Regions from separate parts of the Homo sapiens genome. Here region 2 is linked to region 1. Evidence: chromatin contacts called from ENCODE Hi-C data. All regions are on one chromosome and are shown on one strand. Each heading gives the region's core, a stretch centred on a gene start or an enhancer-like site at or near the end of the contact. The rest is flanking DNA. Distances are from core to core; before and after follow the strand shown.

What was found. Hi-C counts contacts between places; a loop is a spot of excess contacts on that map. Pooled maps may share reads with other maps.
Region 2: a map of CD8-positive, alpha-beta T cell shows a loop between it and region 1 (20-fold over the local background). The contact joins the promoter of ALG10 here to the promoter of ERGIC2 in region 1. A Hi-C loop is called at or near these places in 5 of 168 maps with a recorded cell type or tissue (B cell, CD4-positive, alpha-beta T cell, CD4-positive, alpha-beta memory T cell and 1 more), 3 of 37 single-sample maps with no recorded cell type and 16 of 50 pooled maps.

The regions. Positions count from the first base shown.
Region 1 is chr12:29,377,567-29,384,120 of GRCh38, forward strand. ERGIC2 (ERGIC and golgi 2) reads right to left here and starts at 3,606. Exons shown (of 14, transcript NM_016570.3): 1 at 3,549-3,606. RefSeq lists an enhancer at 3,169-3,338.
Region 2 is chr12:34,020,200-34,026,753 of GRCh38, forward strand. It overlaps ALG10 (ALG10 alpha-1,2-glucosyltransferase), which reads left to right and starts at 2,297. Exons shown (of 3, transcript NM_032834.4): 1 at 2,297-2,571; 2 at 3,763-3,960; 3 at 5,664-6,554. The coding sequence starts at 2,401. RefSeq lists silencers at 2,054-2,203, 2,117-2,303.

The DNA of each region.
Region 1 (6,554 bases), core at 2,356-4,855:
CAGTAGGCATGCAATTTTTCCTTCTTGAATATTTTCAATCTGCAACTGGTTGAGTCCACAGATGCAGAATCCACAGATATGGAGGGGTGACTGTATTTTGAAAAACTTCCTAAGACATAAGAGACTCCCTTTCAGGTTGGAACACAGACATTATCAACACTCACTGTAAGTAAAGTCACACAGCCTATATTTCATCATTGTATCCATCTGAATATAATGAGACTATTAAATGCTTTACCAAAATTAAAATACAGAATTCATGAACTTTTTATAGTCTGCTCAGTTAAGTTTAATTCTCCAAAGAAAAATGAAGACAAAAGTTATTTCCTGCTACCCAAGTTTTGAGTTAACTTCTATTTTTAATACATATTTGGCAATATGAGAAAAATTTAATTGGTTAATACATATGGCCAAGTTGCAGTCTGAACTGTGTCAACTCACAATTTGATACGTTGAACAAGATATGTTGAAGTCTCAACCTCTGGTATCTATGAATGGGCCTTATTTGGAAATATTTGAGTCTTTCAGATATAACTAATTAAGATGAGATCATACTGGATCAGGGTGCTCCAAAATCTGAGACTGGTGTCCTTTTAAGAAGGCCATGTGAAGACACAGAGAAACACAAGGGAAAATGCCATGTGAAAACAAAGGCAGAGACTACAGTGATGTGTCTACAAACCCAGGCATAGCAAGGATTGCCCAGAAGCCAGGAAGAGTCAAAGAAGGATTCTTTCCTAGAGTCTTCAAGTCTTGCTGACACCTTGATTTCAGACTTCTAGCCTCCAGAACTGTGAGAGAATAAATTTCTTTTGTTTTAAGCCTCCCAGCTTATAGTAAGTTGTTACAGCAGCCCCAGGCAACTAATACAGGCAATATAATTCAGGCCATCGCTGAATATCAGAAATAAAAGGTAAAACTACAACCTATCTGTAATTTTAAATTACTTGATTATATTGCATTAGAATACTTTACAATAAAAAACATTTTATAAGATAGCTTAGCTTTACTTTGCAAATACTAGATAGCAACCCCCCAACCCCCTCAATTGTACTTATTTTTACCTTAAAATTTGGACCTTTTACAACAGAGTTAAATATTATGTTTGTTTACCCCAACATAATTCAAATAAACCTAATGACATTCTAAGTGACAGAAAGGTTTACTTGGAAGCCAAGGAAGACAATATAAATGTGAGTTTATAATCAGAAAACCCTGATTACCTAGGCACTTACTAGTTGTGTGACAAGTGTGGAAAGATACTCAACTTCTTAGAATCCTCTCTCCATAATTTTATTTTAAAAGATGGGCAGCAGGACATAATGGCTACCTCACAGTGTTAAGATAAAAATGAGGCATGTAATATCTATTTCTAATTCTCTGAAAAAAAGCAAAGATTTGTAGGATATTTGAGATTTAGTTGTTAAAGTCTTTGAGGAAAGTGGGAGAGTATGTGAGGTTAGTTGACAATCTCCTGAAGTTAGGATGGCATAAACTGATAAGACTAAAAGTTAAGAGAGACTATAGAGTGATAACAGAATAACCTTAAAAGTGCCTAGTAGCAATGTGAAGCAAGGACAAGTATAATCCTCCTCAAAGAACAACTAGACTATAGTAGCTCTCAATAAAAGTATAGAAAATTAAAGTTAAAAAGTATTAAGGAAAAGGTCAGGGACACATGAAATATATTTACAATAGAATGAATGTTCTCAAAAGCAAAGAGTATGGGGGTTAATAAGGCACTCAGAGGGTAGATCTGAGCCACACTACAACGTGACTATATAGAGCAATAGAAAGGAAGAACTTATGCTTTAGTCATTAAAAGAGGATAATAATTTAAGAAAACAAGCAACTGGATAATGGGAGTTTAAGGACACATTAACCACACCAATCAGAGTGTTTAATCAATCTGGAGTTCAGAAAGATATTATTTTAAACAATATCTTCTTCAGTCTACATTTTGACTAAGTAACAAGGCAACATTTGTAACTACAGATGTTAGAAAATGAAAATAAAAAATAACAAGAGCTAACATGCATTGAGTGTTTACTGTGTGCCAGGTATTGTTCTAAATGCTTTGTATGTTTCAACACATTCAATCCTCACAACCTTCCTATGAGTTAAGTATCATTATTTCATTTGGCCGATGAAGGAACTAAGGCACAGAGAGGTTAAATAATTTGACCACTATGACATTAAGAGGCAGAATTACAATAAATATTGGGAAACTATTAAATAGGATTTTTAGCAGGCACTGACTGCCTAAAAGTAACTTCTGGTAAAGAAAAAAAAAATAGCCATTTCTTTCACTTAAATCATCAATCCCCAAAGAAAGAAAATGTGTGGGTGGTTGTTGTTGTTTCCCTAACTCTCGTTGTTCCAGACTAGGCCTGATTTCCTTTGAGAGATCTTTCAAACTTGATATATTTTTATGATTTGTACCAGGAAGCCATTATAACACGCAACTGTATACTAAAGTTCACCATCATTTAAAAAAAAAAAAAAAATCCTCCTCTCTCTATCCATCCCTGCACCGCCAACCCCCACCCTCCCAAAAAATCAGAATTTTTTTCCTCATGTTTTCCACTAGAACTGGCATAATTACAACAACTTAAAGATATCAACAAACAAATTAGGTAAATAACCATGTCTTTTTTCAGTGAACAAGCCAGGCTCATTCTTTATAATTGCTGTATACTGGAGTCCAATGTATCAGGCTAGGCAATTAACTGAAATACTGAATTACAACTTCAAATGAATAAATCCTGTTTTTAACTGTAACTTTCATTGCTTCTGAAAACCAGTCTGGCAACATTTTAACAGCTATTATGCCACTTTGTCTTTAAGTCTCGGGGGCACTAAAATATAAAAGTTATTTAAACGTGTTTTCTCAAACAATGACCTGTCAACTCTATATACTACAGATAAACAAGGCTATTCTCCACCACGAGTTGACACGTTGCCTTCGGAAGGTTTCCTGCGCCGAGGAAAAGTAGTGACAGTCGAACCTGTCTCTCAGCATCTCGCCCTCCCCCGCCCCCTTCTCATTTTCCGAAGCACTGTGCGAAACTCCTTCCGGGCAAGGCCAAGACTCTTAAAGAGACAGAGGGCAACGTGCTGCCACGAATGTGGCATTTGTCTGAATGGGGGTAGGGAGTCTGACATCCGGGAGGACTGGGACTCGACCGATTGGGATCCTACTCGCCTGCGGACTGGAGAAACCACCTGGGAACCGGGCACTGTGACAAGCAAAGGGTCAGAATCAGGTGCGATCGAGGAAGCACCTGAACTCCTTCGAGTTGCAGGATAGCACACAAGCACCCGGACCTGGCAAAGGGAAGCTCCCAGTAGCATCGTTGCCTAGGGTCCTGCCAGTAACGCCCCCGTGGGAGGTGGAGCGGCTTCTCCGTCCGACCGGCTCTCTAGAGATCAATGAAGACAGGAAGCCAAGCCCATGACAGGCTCCCAGTTCCCTCAATTGCATTTACGCCCTAAACAGCCCTGGAACAACCGAGGGAACAGCACCCAGCGGTGTTTCAGTATTTTACCTTGTGTTATGGTCCCAGCCTACCGCCATGTTTCACAGAAGCCCGGGTCGCCGGGGCTCCCGCGTACCCGGAAATATCGCGAGAACAAAAGCGACTATCACAGCTGAAAACGTCAGAAAAGAGACAATGTACAGATCTCGCGATATTCCCTTTGCTTACGACGTGCTTAGGGAATGAAGAGGCGTGGTTAAGATAAAAGAGGCGTGCCTACAGGGAAATGAGGTTGCAACTTGTTTTAGGTGTAATCGCGCCGCCAGTCCGGTTCTGTTTCTATGGGAAGGGAGGGGTTACTTTCCGACTAACACTGAGACTGCAGAACGAATCTCAGCTCCTCACACCGTATTTCATTACTAATAAGAGCCTTGGGCGCAGAAATTATCCCTAACAACCCTAATGCATATCACCTGTGCAATTGTTTTGTTTCCCTCTTTCAGTTTTTGTGTCGTTTTCCCCTGACAAGAACATTTGAGCTTCCTTTTCCGCCATAGGTAACGCTTTTTATTATTTGATCAGCGTTTTTATTGTCTTCCAGGTTTTAATATCATAAGAAAGCACATATGTCTTCCTCATCTCCCTTCGCCAACACCAACTATGCCTTCAAATATTTGTTAAGAAAGAAAATTAATACCTCATCTTTTTCTACCACTTCATAGAACAGGAGTTAATAGACGGAACTTCGGAAAGAAAAGTTAAATGTGAACTCCTGGAGAGTAAACCCATTCCAGGTTCCTTTTCACCCATCTGTTACCAGATTTTATAATCAAACATTGAGATTTAAATTTTCTGATTCATTGACCTAGAAGTCTAACAACGGCATAATTATGACAACTGCTTATAATTACTGTTTAAAGGCTTTAACTGCTTTTTTAAAAAATCTGCGTATCCTCACAACACTCTTAGAAGATAATACCAGTATTTACCTGTTTTATAAATACGGAATTTGAGTCAAGGGGTAGTGAAGTGATTTACCCAAATTCAGACCGCTGGGAGAGTCAGGGAAATCTTGATCACAATACTAAACTGTGCCTCAAAGGAAAAAAATCACATTGTTTTATGTAGTGAATTAACCTTTACTGAAATACTAAATTTCACTAAATTGAATATCCCCCAAAATAAGGACTGATGAAAAGTTTCCAATGAATCAATTTTATTTTCAGACTTTCAGAGTTAGTCTAATTAAATCAATTTAAAGTTCTCACTTTCTTGACATGCTTAAGAAGTATAGTGTAGTGGGTGAAATCATAGACACTGGAGACAGGACTTCCTGGGTTAGAATTCCAGATCAGCAACTTACTAGCATGTAACCTTGACCACATTATTTCATCTCTTTGTGTCTCCATTTGCTCATCTGTAAAATGGGCATGATAATATCTCAGAGTTGTTACGAGGATTAAGTAAATTAATATACATCTAAAATGCCTTTTTTTAATCTTTGCCGTAAAGGCATCAGCAACTCTTCCTTCTTTGTGAATATGGGCTCTTGCTTGGATGGAGGCTGGCTGTTGTTCACTTAGTTACATCTGATCCCTCATCTCCTGGATAACCTACTTTCAGGGTAACAACTATCCCATGAGAGTTGGATTTCCCAGTGTAGCAAAACTGACTAATTTGATCCTTCTTATTTAGAAAACAACTCACCATTTTCTAATCTACCCAGTGAAGAGGGAACTTAATTTCCCCTGAAGATTGAAACTCTCGGGCTGCAGCTAAAGCCGCATTCTTTTCATTAAAGGCCAGGGTTTGATCTAACAGTAGCACGACATCTCTGCAAGCGAGGTCAAAGGTTTGCCCTAGACCCTGTAGGACATCTATGTACCTATCAGGATCATCTTTAAAAAGAGATAGATACTTAATCTTGTGTTATCAGTGGCGTTATGTCTGAAAAACAATTTGCTTTAAAAAGTCCATTATGTATTACCCGCATAAGATAGGTTTTAGACTGAGATTAATAATTGTTCCATAACAACCTGTATTTAGTAAAGATGATCAAAAGGTGTTTTTGTGCCATTTTTTTCTTTCTCTAGTTCGATTGAATAATTCATGGGCTTTTTTCTAATTCTCCTTAGTCCTTCTAGAACACAGGTCAACAGATGTTTATGACTTCAGTCCCCATGATCTGAGTCAAGGTCCCAGTGGGGATCCATACTGGGGATGGCTTGCTGACCAGTCGGGAATTTGTCCCTTTCTTCGGCTGTCATTCTGTCATTTACTTGACTAAGATACCAGGTATCTCCAAACTCTTGGGCTGCAGCTAAAGCCGCATTCTTTTCATTAAACGCCAGGGTTTGATCTAACAGTAGCATGACATCTCTCCAAGTGAGGTCAAAGGTTTGCCTAGACCCTGTAGGACATCTGTGTACCTATCAGGATCATCTGAAAACTTCCCCAGGTCTGCCTTGATCTGCTTTAAATCAGAGAGGGAGAAGGGGACATGTACCCGGGTTGGGCCAAATACCCCTCCCGCTATAGCTTGAAGGGGACATAACCAATAGCCCGGGGTTTTTTGTGGTCCTTTGGAGATTTCCTTGCTTGTTTCCTTCTGGCCAGGGGAGATTAGAGGAGGATTATCATTAATAGGAAGGGGAGCTATAGGGAGGCTAGGATATGGGGATAAGCTGAGAGATCCTCCTGTGGGATATAAATTGTAAGCTTTGCATAGTTGTGTATTCTCCCTCAATGAAAATAAAGCTTGGACATGAGGTATTTCACTCCATTTGCCTTCCCTCTTACAGAAAAGATCAAGCTGCAGGATAGTATTGTAATTTGTACTTCCCTCAGGTGGCCATTTTTCCCCATCAGAGAGAGAATATTGGGGCCAAGCCGTAGTGCAGAAAAAAATGAGCCGCCTCTTTTTCAGGGTTTGTGGGTCAAATTGGTCCCAATGGCTTAGGATGCATTTCAAGGGTGAGCCTGTTGATGCCTGAGTGTTTCCCATCTGAAAGACAAAACTGCCGCGTTTTGGTTTATTTTGTTTCTCCCCCTGCCCAAGAACCTACAACGGTCCCT
Region 2 (6,554 bases), core at 1,047-3,546, 4.6 Mb after region 1:
AGAGGTAGCTATTTTAATAGGTCTTGATTTAGGAGCAGAGCTTTGGAAAGCATTTCAAGATTATCAAAGATGTTGTAATCTAAGAGTAGAAAAGTGACAACAGCTTCATCGATTTGCAGATAGTAAAAATAACTAACAAACGAGTGAAGTACTCTACAAAGAACTCTACTGGGCCCATGGAGCTTCTTAGCATTCTCAGGTAATATGTTTTACATCAATCGTTTCCAAATATGAAGATTATTATTCAGTGATTTGAGATGGCTCTCTACAATCTAGTTTTTCACAATGTTCCCCCAGCAGATTTTGATGTAATTAGTCTGTAACATGAACATTTTTTTAAAAGATGAAACTTGTATTTCAACTTGGTGTATGGAAACAGAGGAGAGTGGAATGTAAATGTAAAGTTATTGGGACTAGTGAAACATTCAGTTCAGTATACATTGTAGATTATTTTAACCTATAAGGCTATGAAGTTATTTTATTACTCTTGGTCTGATTTTCTAATTCCTACACTTGGTTCTGACACTAATTTTTTATGTAATTTTAGGTAAATCATTCATTTTTTTAAAACCAACTTCTTTTATAACATGAAGTCAAGTAGATTATTAATAAAGATCCCTACCCATTCTAGAACCCCATATTTCCTTGAAACTTTCCATTTTATGTAAAGGGATGTGTGCAGCATGTATAGGAGTCAAATGTTTAACATAAACTATTGGTGGCAATTGTTATGAAGAAAAATGGAGAGCATAAATGTCTAGTCTTGTTCTACTCCCTTTAAAAACGACCCACTATTTCTAGGGTGGGTCAGTAAGCTGCAGAGTATATATAACACGATTTAGCAGGTCAACAGGTCAGGAGCTAATTACTTGTAGATCACATCAACCTCTTGAAGACTGAATCATCTGGAGATGTGTTACAAGTGACTTAAACAGATAAGTACAGCATGGACTCAACAATAAAATGGGAGATAATGGTTAAAACAAAGCTAAGCATCACATCAGAGTAGGATCCTCACATGACTTTATTCCAGTAATGTAAATGTTCCCATCCCAGCCCTCATTCACCACTACTTCCTCTTATCATTGAGGAAACAGGCAGAGACAGAATGGAAAGGCAGTCAGCTTAATTTAAGAAACTTTCTTAAGTTTAGAAATACTGAATTAGTTTTAACCCAGAAAAAGAGCTCAATTGAGAACTCTGAGGTTTGCAACCTTAAATCCCGCCTAAATTCTGATATATTCCTGCCAAAGGCAACCTGATTGAGGTTACCTGAGAAATAGTTTTTCTACAAAACATGGCCAACCATGCTCAAGACAAAATTACAACACATAATTTATCTTCGGCATTCTTCAAATTATTTACCTCATCTCCTGCCCCCAGCACCTAATCCCAGAATACAGGAATTTGATGATGTCTACACAGCCTATAAAAGTCCACAAATTTAAGTGCCTACTGTGTGAAAGCCATTTTGGGGACTACAAACATAAAGGATGTATAATGCCACCCACTAAGATGTTCACGCTTATGATTTAGTAGGAAAAACAGAAGGCTGCCTTACAGATATTAACAACCAAATTTACAGGCACACCTAAAACATCCCGAATTCTAAAATATATATGTATTTTCCAAATCCTACAGGGTAATATGACTATGAAAGTGCACTAGGAATGTCAATTTAACTAAATCCTCTGAGAGCATCCACATTTTGAAAGAGTTCTCTTTTAACCTAAACAAACAAACGAACAAACACTCCTCTCACTGAAGTTCATTCGGCATTGACGGGTCTCTGGTTCTTCAAGTTTTCATCTAAAACTCTCAGTCTTTGCTATCACAACCAACGCACCCTTCCTACACTCCAAAGTTGATGGAATGAAATGTCTTGGAATTGAGGGTTTAATTAATTCGGATCACTGGAGAGAAATAACAGAAATAACGGGGGAAAAAATGTGTCCATTTTAGGGCTTGGAATTGGAAACGTGGGGAAACGTCGCCACCTTCTGGTAAGTGATGGAAGTGAGCAGGAAAAAAGATCCAAGCTAAGAAGCGGCTTTTTTTTTTTTTTTTTTTTTTTTTTTTTTCTAAGCAGCAAGCCACGCACCTCCCGCGCTGGCGAAATCCGAGACCCGCCCCTTCCGGAAGTTTTGACACTTTGTGCGCCCCGGGCAATGCGATTGAGAGGGTAATCATCCGGTCCGTTATCTAAACCCGTCACTCCGGGAAACAGCGACCCGATCTTTCCGGATCCGCGCTCTCCCAGCATCCTTTGCCTTCCGGTATGTGGCCCCGTCTGGCTAGTCCCGCCTAGCGCGCCCATTTCGAGCCCAAGTTTCCAGCTCGGGTTTCCAGGCTCAGAATTTTCCAGGAGTAGGTTCTTGGGCAGTGGCTGTGGGAGCTGGAATGGCGCAGCTGGAAGGTTACTATTTCTCGGCCGCCTTGAGCTGTACCTTTTTAGTATCCTGCCTCCTCTTCTCCGCCTTCAGCCGGGCGTTGCGAGAGCCCTACATGGACGAGATCTTCCACCTGCCTCAGGCGCAGCGCTACTGTGAGGGCCATTTCTCCCTTTCCCAGGTGGGGTCCCCAACCTGTCCCCACCCCAGGAGAGGCCTGAGAGGTCCCAGCGTCCCCACGTCCTCCCATCCTTAGACTTCACTCGTCCTGTTCCACCCCCTCAAGCCTCAGAACATGAAAGAAACTGGGTATAGTCTTTTGTTCCTGTCTCTGAGATCTGTGAAATATTTATTAAATGAATGAATAAACAGCAGATCTGTCCTCCAGGAAGGAGTGATCTGGGAGAATACTCAACGGGGAACTGAGCCCTCCTCTTGGCAGCTGACGATATCGATCCCACTTTGTCTTTCCTTGTTTTAGGATTAAAGGCATTCGGGTGCTCCTTGGAAATACCAGAAAACTTTCCTTTAGCTCACCTGTCAAGCACCTCACTGTGCATTTTAGGGGTGGGATAGGGTGGACTGGAGGGATCTTCAGCTACCAAAAAGTGACAATTTATAATCACAAATTCCTTCCCTGGGTATTTTTAGTGAACTGTTAACTGGATAAACTGGCAACCAGTCAAGTCACATCATTTTTGAGTATATATTTGACTGTGCAAGTATGTACATATAAATATCAAAATAAGCATCCCCTGCTTCTCTGGTGACACAATATAGGGTACTGGCTAGAAATATAAAGTCTGTTTTAGAGAAAGATCTGATCTTAAATCTTGGTGCTGTGATTTACTAGTTTTGTGATCTTGGAGATGTTCTGAGTTTCAGAAATTCAGGTTACTCATCTGCAAAATGACAATAATCTTTACTATAGGGCATATTGTAACGTTAATACAGAGGGTTTGGCAACAATTTCTGTCTCAGTTTATGTTAGCTGTCATCATGGAGCCTGTGGTCCAAATGTTTTCCTAAACTTAAGAGTCCCAAACAATGTTTCCATGCTTTTAAAAACTGGAACATTTGCAGTTTATTTATCAAAATAAAGGCTTTTAAAGAACATTTCTTGGAAAATAGAAATAGATTTTAAGTTGTTGTTGTTTATTGGTTGCTGCTACCTGAACCATCACTAAGCTGGTCCGGGGGCAAAAAATAAGAAAAACGAATCCTGTTCTGCCAAGGACTTACTTAATCTTGTCATAGAATAACTTCTCAAAATTTCTGATTGTTGCTGGAGATGAGACTTGGGCTTGACATATTTGTGCCTGTCTTGTTCCTATTACCTCTTGCTTTTACTTCATTTTCTTTCATTTTAAAGTGGGATCCCATGATTACTACATTACCTGGCTTGTACCTGGTGTCAATTGGAGTGATCAAACCTGCCATTTGGATCTTTGGATGGTCTGAACATGTTGTCTGCTCCATTGGGATGCTCAGATTTGTTAATCTTCTCTTCAGTGTTGGCAACTTCTATTTACTATATTTGCTTTTCTGCAAGGTACAACCCAGAAACAAGGTATGTTTCAAAATACTTAATTACAAGTTTATGTGTAGTCAGGTCCACAATTACAATGAATTAGTTTTATGAGATTTGGTGAAAAATGTCTTTAACACTTTGTAACTTTGTATTTTTGTATATTATGTAAAGGTAAATTTAAATCCTCCATCTCCATTTTAGAATAAATTCGTATTTAAATACTTGAATAACTTATTTGTAAAATCTGAAGTAAATATTTGTTAAGTGAGTCAAACCAGTTCAATAAATACTTACTGAACTTATTCCATGTGCTAGGGACTGGGACTACAGAGATAAATGAGGCAGTCTTTTTCTTGTAAAACGTATATATTCATTAGGGAAAACAGACTTTACCTGAGGACTTTTGATGTGATAACAGTGCAGGCCCTGGAGGTAGATTGCCTGGGTTAGAATTCTCTCCCTGCCACTTAACCAGTTTTGTTACCATGGACAGGTTAACCCTTAGTGGCTCCATGTCTTCATGTATTAAATAAGAATAACAATAGAATCTGCCTTATAGAACTGTTATAAAGGAACAAAGAAACTTAATAAATGGAAGATGCTTCGAACAGTGCCAGAGATATAGTAAGGGTTCAGTAAATATTAACTCTAATAATTATTTTTAACCTTAAGAGATGATTTCAGTAGTGTCAGTTATGATAGAGTGGTAAACATAAGATGCTATGAGGATACAGAGAAGGAGCAGGGGAACACTTACTGCTTTTCTGGGAGGGAGGGGAGTATGTGGCATTTGGTAAGTCCTCACAGAGAAGATGGTACCAGAGCTGAGTCTTGATGAACGGATAGGGCTGTGTAGGGTGGGGAATTAATCCTGGGGAGACAAACAACATAAGAAAAGGAAGAAAGGCATTGAACAACGAGTTGCAGGGAATTGGTCTTGGAATTACAGGATTAAAAAGTAGAGGGATGTAAGGCTAGAGAAGTAGGTCATGAATGCCCTTATGTGTCACAGAGAGGACTTTGAACTTTAGCATGTAATGTAAAGACCTTAATTTTAATCAAGGAAATGGCATGGTCTGATTTGGTGATTTAGATTAAGTGGAGTATACAATTCAAGAACATAAGAACACTTTCAAATTCTGAAACAGCATGTCAGAAAGGCCAAAAGAAGATATATAACTTTAGACAGGCTCACTTTTCAGAAAAATACCTGTTATTTCATCATGAAAATTTCATCTTGAAAAAGTAAGTCTGGGTATGGTAGTATACCATATGCATGTTTATATTCTCCCTTGTGTAGAGTTATGAAGGATTTCCTTAAAGGAAAGTGGTTCATTATGGCTAAGTGAATCCTTACTGAAGGCACTAAAACATAAGCTCAGGGAAATGGAGCCAGCACCGTGTCCTATTTATCTCCATAGTCCACATAGAACTTAGTTAGTATCTTGCACTCAATAACTCCTTAACTAATCATTGCCTGATTCCAATTGTGTTAAGCTATAGAAGATTTGGCATACACATGGTCTCCAAACTGATAGGTATACATAAAAAGTACCAGGAAGTGTTCTTATAAATGTATATTGTGTTTTTGCAAAGCCAGAGATAAGATTAATATTGATTAATTTTATTTAAAGAAGGTTTGAGTAGTTGAGTAGTTTTTAAATAAATTTCTTCATTAGGTAAGCAGAAATAGCATTTTTTGTCATGAAAATAATTTTATCTGTGTTTCTTCTTCCTCCAAGGCTGCCTCAAGTATCCAGAGAGTCTTGTCAACATTAACACTAGCAGTATTTCCAACACTTTATTTTTTTAACTTCCTTTATTATACAGAAGCAGGATCTATGTTTTTTACTCTTTTTGCGTATTTGATGTGTCTTTATGGAAATCATAAAACTTCAGCCTTCCTTGGATTTTGTGGCTTCATGTTTCGGCAAACAAATATCATCTGGGCTGTCTTCTGTGCAGGAAATGTCATTGCACAAAAGTTAACGGAGGCTTGGAAAACTGAGCTACAAAAGAAGGAAGACAGACTTCCACCTATTAAAGGACCATTTGCAGAATTCAGAAAAATTCTTCAGTTTCTTTTGGCTTATTCCATGTCCTTTAAAAACTTGAGTATGCTTTTGCTTCTGACTTGGCCCTACATCCTTCTGGGATTTCTGTTTTGTGCTTTTGTAGTAGTTAATGGTGGAATTGTTATTGGCGATCGGAGTAGTCATGAAGCCTGTCTTCATTTTCCTCAACTATTCTACTTTTTTTCATTTACTCTCTTTTTTTCCTTTCCTCATCTCCTGTCTCCTAGCAAAATTAAGACTTTTCTTTCCTTAGTTTGGAAACGTAGAATTCTGTTTTTTGTGGTTACCTTAGTCTCTGTGTTTTTAGTTTGGAAATTCACTTATGCTCATAAATACTTGCTAGCAGACAATAGACATTATACTTTCTATGTGTGGAAAAGAGTTTTTCAAAGATATGAAACTGTAAAATATTTGTTAGTTCCAGCCTATATATTTGCTGGTTGGAGTATAGCTGACTCATTGAAATCAAAGTCAATTTTTTGGAATTTAATGTTTTTCATATGCTTGTTCACTGTTATAGTTCCTCAGAAACTGCTGGAATTTCGTTACTTCATTTTA